2 separate regions of the Homo sapiens genome follow, and region 2 is linked to region 1. Evidence: chromatin contacts called from ENCODE Hi-C or POLR2A ChIA-PET data. All regions are on one chromosome and are shown on one strand. Each heading gives the region's core, a stretch centred on a gene start or an enhancer-like site at or near the end of the contact. The rest is flanking DNA. Distances are from core to core; before and after follow the strand shown. Region 1 overlaps RAPGEF1 (Rap guanine nucleotide exchange factor 1). Region 2 overlaps NTNG2 (netrin G2).

Region 1 (2,732 bases), core at 151-2,650:
ACTCCTGGGTTCAAGTGATCCTCCCACCTCAGCCACCAGAGTAGCTGGAACTACAGGCACATGCCACGGTGCTTGGCAAAATTTTAGTTTTCACGTTCTGGATGCTTAGTTTGTAAATGTCTTGCTTATCATGACTAATATGTCATCCAAATTAATCAGCTAATATCCCAAGGCACAATATACATTCAGAGTGAGATTCACCAAAGAGTTTTCTTCCCAACTGCTCAGCTTCTGGCCATCTCTTGTCAGGGCTCATTAGATCACTGTTGTTTTTCCCTCGCAATACTGCTGACAAGAAGCATGAACTGGAAGCAGAAGTGTCACCATTTTCTTGTTCACGTGTACTTATACTACTAGAAAAGTCTTCAGTCTGTGATGTCTTTTTGGGGCTATTATTAAGCTACTTCTCTATTTTATAAGGGTTTGTTTCAATACTGGGCAGCGGCTTCAACCTAGCTCTTCAACCCAGCTGGACAAGTCACATAAACCCTTCAGGGCTTTTTTTTTTTTTTTTTTTTTTTTTGAGACAGTCTCACTCTGTCACCCGGAGAGATAGTAGTAAGCTGATGTTCATTAGGCACTTAGCCCATGCAGTACCAGGCTCCTTTCTGTGTATTTTACTCTCGTGGTTGCATTAGATCCTCACGATAAGAGAAGGATACTGTTACTGTTCTCATTCTACAGAGGAGGAAACTAAGACACAGAGCTTTTCTTTGAGATCTGAAAGAGTTAAGATTTGTACATAGTCATACACCGAATTGGGGCAAAGTTAGGGGAATAGTTCATCTGACTATTGCCCACACAGCTATATTTTCTTCTTTTCTTTCTTTCTTTTTTTTTTTTTTTTGAGACAAGAGTCTCACTCTGTCACCCAGGCTGAAGTACAGTGGCACGATCTCAGCTCACTGCAACCTCCCCCTTCTGGGTTCAAGCGATTCTCCTGCCTGAGCCTCCCGATTAGCTGGGACTACAGGCATGGGCCACCACACCCAGCTAATTTTTGTATTTTTAGTAGAGACAGGGTTTCATCATGTTGGCCAGGCTGGTCTCAAACTCCTGACCTCAGGTGATCCGCCCACCTTGGCCTCCCAAAGTGCTGGGATTACAGGCGTGAGCCACCGTGCCCAGCCTTGGGCCTCAGTTTTCTCATCTGTAAAATGAGGCCACTGTCACCTCCTTCCAGTGCTTTTGAGAGGATTAAATACACATAGCACAGCTCCTGGCATTACTGCACAGAAATTCTTTGTTACGTCATCATCATCATCATTATTATTATAAGGGCAACCTTTTATCTTACAGGTAAGTCCCTATGACCCTTCCAATTCCTCTCCAGACTTTGAGTGGTGGTTCCAAAGATACCCCCCACCTCTACCAGCAGTGTCACCCAGGGAACTCGCTAGAGATGCTCATTCTCAGCCCAACCACAGACCTACTGAATCAGAAACCAGGCGCCAGAGCCCAGAAACCTCCAGGTGCTGACGTTTGAGAGCCACCGAACAGGCAGGCAGCATTCTGGGTACCCGGCAGGTCCTCAGGACAGCGACCACCTGGCCCCAGATGACCCTGTCAGCAACACCTGCCAACATCACAGGCTGCAAGTTATCAATTTGTCACAAACATCAAGCTTCTTACCTGTCTTTCTGGCTGTTTCCTTTAACCTCCTCCCACAGTATATCACTTGCATAAAAAATGAAACTTCTTAGAAAAATCCTATGCCTGTATCTTTTCCACAGCAACAGAAAAAAAAATCTCTGTCCAAGTTAACCAAGACAAGTGTCCCTATATAATTATTTTTCCAACTTTCTCTATAAAACTTAAATTGACAAAAATACTAATATCCCTTTTATCCATTCCAAAGAATAACAATTTGAGATTTGATGTGATTTTTACCTTAAGATAATGTGATCTGGTTGTTATATGTACATGTTTATGTTTCTTGAACCAAACCATCCCAGATTTTGATGCTTCTAGGAGTGACTGGAACATGCCAAGTAGCAGATGCCCATGGGAGAACGGAGCCCCAGACAATCCCACCGACCCTCCCGCAGACTCCATGGACTTGACCTGCATTAGAACAGGCTGTGGACCTGAAGCAGTTCTCTCACTGCAAACCCAGACCCTCTCCAGTGCGAATTTGTGGAACGCGATAGATGTTAATGATTACTCCCTCAGTGTTTTCTCATCCAAATCAGGACATTTCGAAGGGGGTAGGGAGGACTCTGTTAATAATGATGCCAGGACAGCAGGCAGAAGCCGGGAAGTGTGCTCATCCCTCCATCTGTCACGCGCTCTGTCAGCACGGTGATCCTCAGGGTAATTTTCCTCTGGTGTCCGGATATCTAACTAAGAGGCTAGAAGAGAGGTGCATTGACAAGCAAAAATCCAGAGTCCAACCCTTCAGTCTAAGGCGAAGTCTCGTTTGGAGGGGTGTACTTGGACCCAGTCACAGCAAGCTCCATGAGGGCAGGAGACCTGACTTCTTTACCAGTGTTCCAGGCATCTATTGCCACCAACTGTATGGAATAGTCGCCGAAGAATTCAGCTCGAAGACGGGTCAGTGGCTTATACTGTATCTCCCTGATTCTAAGTCACAGACATTTGGCCCTCTGTAGCCATGGGTTCTGCATCTGTGGATTCAACCAACCTCAGGCAAAAAAAAAAAATGGATGGTTGTGTCTGTAACTGAAACACGTAGACTTTTTTCTTGTCAATATTCCCTAAGTAAGATGGTA
Region 2 (2,744 bases), core at 214-2,713, 520 kb after region 1:
CGAGACCGGCTTCTGCGAGTGCCGCGAGGGCGCGGCGGGCCCCAAGTGCGACGACTGCCTCCCCACGCACTACTGGCGCCAGGGCTGCTACCGTGAGTGCGCGCCGTCCCCCGTGGGCGGGGCCTGCGGAAAGGGGACGGGGCAGGACCGAGGCAGTGGGCGGGGCCTAGTGGGACGGGGCAGGGGCGGTGGACTGGGCCTAGCAAGACGGGGCAGGGCCGGGGAAGTGGGTGGGGCCTAGTGGGACGGGGAAGAGGCGGTGGGCGGGGCCTCGCGAGACGGGGCAGGGCCGGGGCAGTGGGTGGGGCCTAGTGAGAGCGGGGCAGGGTTGGGATAGTTGGCAGGGGCCTGGTGAGATGGGGCCGACCCGGGGGCGGTGGACGGGGCCTAGCGAGACGGAGCTGGCAGGTGGGCGGGGACAGGATGCTGCTGAGGTCCGGGGCCGGGCCGAGGGGCGGGTCCAAGAGCTCGGGGCGGGGCCTGATGCGACCTGAGGCACGGTGGTGCCTGGTGGGAACTACGAGAAAGACCGAGCTGGGGTTGGTTGGAAAGGTATTTGCGGGGACAGAGGGAGGGAGGCTGTCCAAGTCGGCGTTAGCCGCGGGCACAGGGTGAAAGGAGGCTCCAGGCGCGTGGAACAGCACGTGCACAGCTCTGGAGACTGCAGGCGCGTCTGAAGAACAGCACCGAGGCCAGTGGGGCGGGGAGAGAGGGGCAGCGGTGGGAGGCAGCCGGGGGCCAGATCTCGCCCGGGCGCCGTCACCCTCCGAGGGGGGACGTTTCGCACCCAGCGCGCCTGGAGCCTCCTACATCCCCGGCCCAGACGGCGCCCCCGGGATCTCGCACACCCTGCTTCGCAGGAGCTCGGAGGTTGGCGGGGGGACCGGGCCACCCCCCGTGCTGACCGCCCCCTCCGCCTGCAGCCAACGTGTGCGACGACGACCAGCTGCTGTGCCAGAACGGAGGCACCTGCCTGCAGAACCAGCGCTGCGCCTGCCCGCGCGGCTACACCGGCGTGCGCTGCGAGCAGCCCCGCTGCGACCCCGCCGACGATGACGGCGGTCTGGACTGCGACCGCGCGCCCGGGGCCGCCCCGCGCCCCGCCACCCTGCTCGGCTGCCTGCTGCTGCTGGGGCTGGCCGCCCGCCTGGGCCGCTGAGCCCCGCCCGGAGGACGCTCCCCGCACCCGGAGGCCGGGGGTCCCGGGGTCCCGGGGCGGGGCCGGCGTCCGAGGCCGGGCGGTGAGAAGGGTGCGGCCCGAGGTGCTCCCAGGTGCTACTCAGCAGGGCCCCCCGCCCGGCCCGCGCTCCCGCCCGCACTGCCCTCCCCCCGCAGCAGGGGCGCCTTGGGACTCCGGTCCCCGCGCCTGCGATTTGGTTTCGTTTTTCTTTTGTATTATCCGCCGCCCAGTTCCTTTTTTGTCTTTCTCTCTCTCTCTTTTTTTTTTTTTTTTTCTGGCGGTGAGCCAGAGGGTCGGGAGAAACGCTGCTCGCCCCACACCCCGTCCTGCCTCCCACCACACTTACACACACGGGACTGTGGCCGACACCCCCTGGCCTGTGCCAGGCTCACGGGCGGCGGCGGACCCCGACCTCCAGTTGCCTACAATTCCAGTCGCTGACTTGGTCCTGTTTTCTATTCTTTATTTTTCCTGCAACCCACCAGACCCCAGGCCTCACCGGAGGCCCGGTGACCACGGAACTCACCGTCTGGGGGAGGAGGAGAGAAGGAAGGGGTGGGGGGCCTGGAAACTTCGTTCTGTAGAGAACTATTTTTGTTTGTATTCACTGTCCCCTGCAAGGGGGACGGGGCGGGAGCACTGGTCACCGCGGGGGCCGATGGTGGAGAATCCGAGGAGTAAAGAGTTTGCTCACTGCTGCCTCCACGGCCTGTTTTCTTTCTGTGTTGGGGACGGTGGGCAGGTGTGGGGCTTACAGAGGAATCCACAACACAGCCTTAAAGAAACGGTTTCCCTACTGGGGCCACCATTTCCCTGGGCCTTTCTGTGGATTCCAGCAGGCAGTGCCCCCTCCCCGCAGGCTTGGCTGGCAGAGTTTTCCACCCCGCGGCCAGGCTGCAGGTGCCCCACCTGTTAGGAGCCTCCCCACACTGAAAGGCTGCCTCCCTCCTTTCCCAAAAAAGAAATCCGGAGTGTATTGGCCCTTTTCTACAGAAGTCCAAGGGAAATGACTCAGGGAGAATCCTAGCAGAGGTTGAATCCAATGCTCTGATTTATACTGTGTCTCGGTGGCCACCTCCGATGGATGTGTCATCTCAGACCTGTTGCAGCCGGAGCCTCAAGTCCAATATCAGATGAAGCTGAACCCACAATTCGGCCACCGCCTCCTTCCAGAGTTTCAGATGGCCAGGTGGGCAGAGGCGGGCAGTGCAGAGACCCCAGACGTGCCGGCCCTGTCCTCCCTACCTTCTCAAGATTAGGAAGGGGTGCTGGAGGGGACAGGGGCAGCTTGGGAGTGGTGAGGAAGCTCCTAGATTCGGGGCTCATCCCCTGGGGCCTCTGATTCAGAGGATCCAGCAGTTCTCCCATCTCCGCTTGGTGTCTCCAGCCCTGGGGCCACACTTCCCCCTCGGTCCAGCCTCCTGTCCACCTATGTTTATTTCAGAGCAGTGCCGGGGGTCCGGTCCTGGTTGCTAACTGCTGCCACTGCTCCACCTGCAGGTGCTCCCAGCACTGGCTTCTGCCACCACACCTGTTCTTTCCCAGCTGCGAGGTTTAGACCTGG

The links. Hi-C counts contacts between places; a loop is a spot of excess contacts on that map. ChIA-PET counts read pairs that join two places held with the same protein, here RNA polymerase II (POLR2A). Pooled maps may share reads with other maps.
Region 2: a loop to region 1 is called in a pooled map, with 4 times the contacts of the local background. The contact joins two enhancer-like sites. A Hi-C loop is called at or near these places in 3 of 50 pooled maps. POLR2A ChIA-PET finds 5 or more read pairs at or near these places in 5 of 52 experiments (CD4-positive, alpha-beta T cell, activated B cell, activated CD4-positive, alpha-beta memory T cell and 2 more).

The regions. Positions count from the first base shown.
Region 1 is chr9:131,719,056-131,721,787 of GRCh38, forward strand. The region is part of intron 1 of RAPGEF1 (Rap guanine nucleotide exchange factor 1); the gene reads right to left. Among named protein-coding and RNA genes, the nearest start is that of RAPGEF1, 20 kb to the right of the region's middle. Within about 2 kb of position 1,401, at least 6 of the 41 ENCODE cell types and tissues checked have a DNase peak (open chromatin) inside an H3K27ac peak, as active enhancers do.
Region 2 is chr9:132,240,953-132,243,696 of GRCh38, forward strand. It overlaps NTNG2 (netrin G2), which reads left to right. Exons shown (of 8, transcript NM_032536.4): 7 at 1-92; 8 at 924-2,744. The coding sequence ends at 1,159. Among named protein-coding and RNA genes, the nearest start is that of NTNG2, 80 kb to the left of the region's middle. RefSeq lists silencers at 78-567, 718-767, 1,238-1,307. Within about 2 kb of position 1,464, at least 15 of the 41 ENCODE cell types and tissues checked have a DNase peak (open chromatin) inside an H3K27ac peak, as active enhancers do.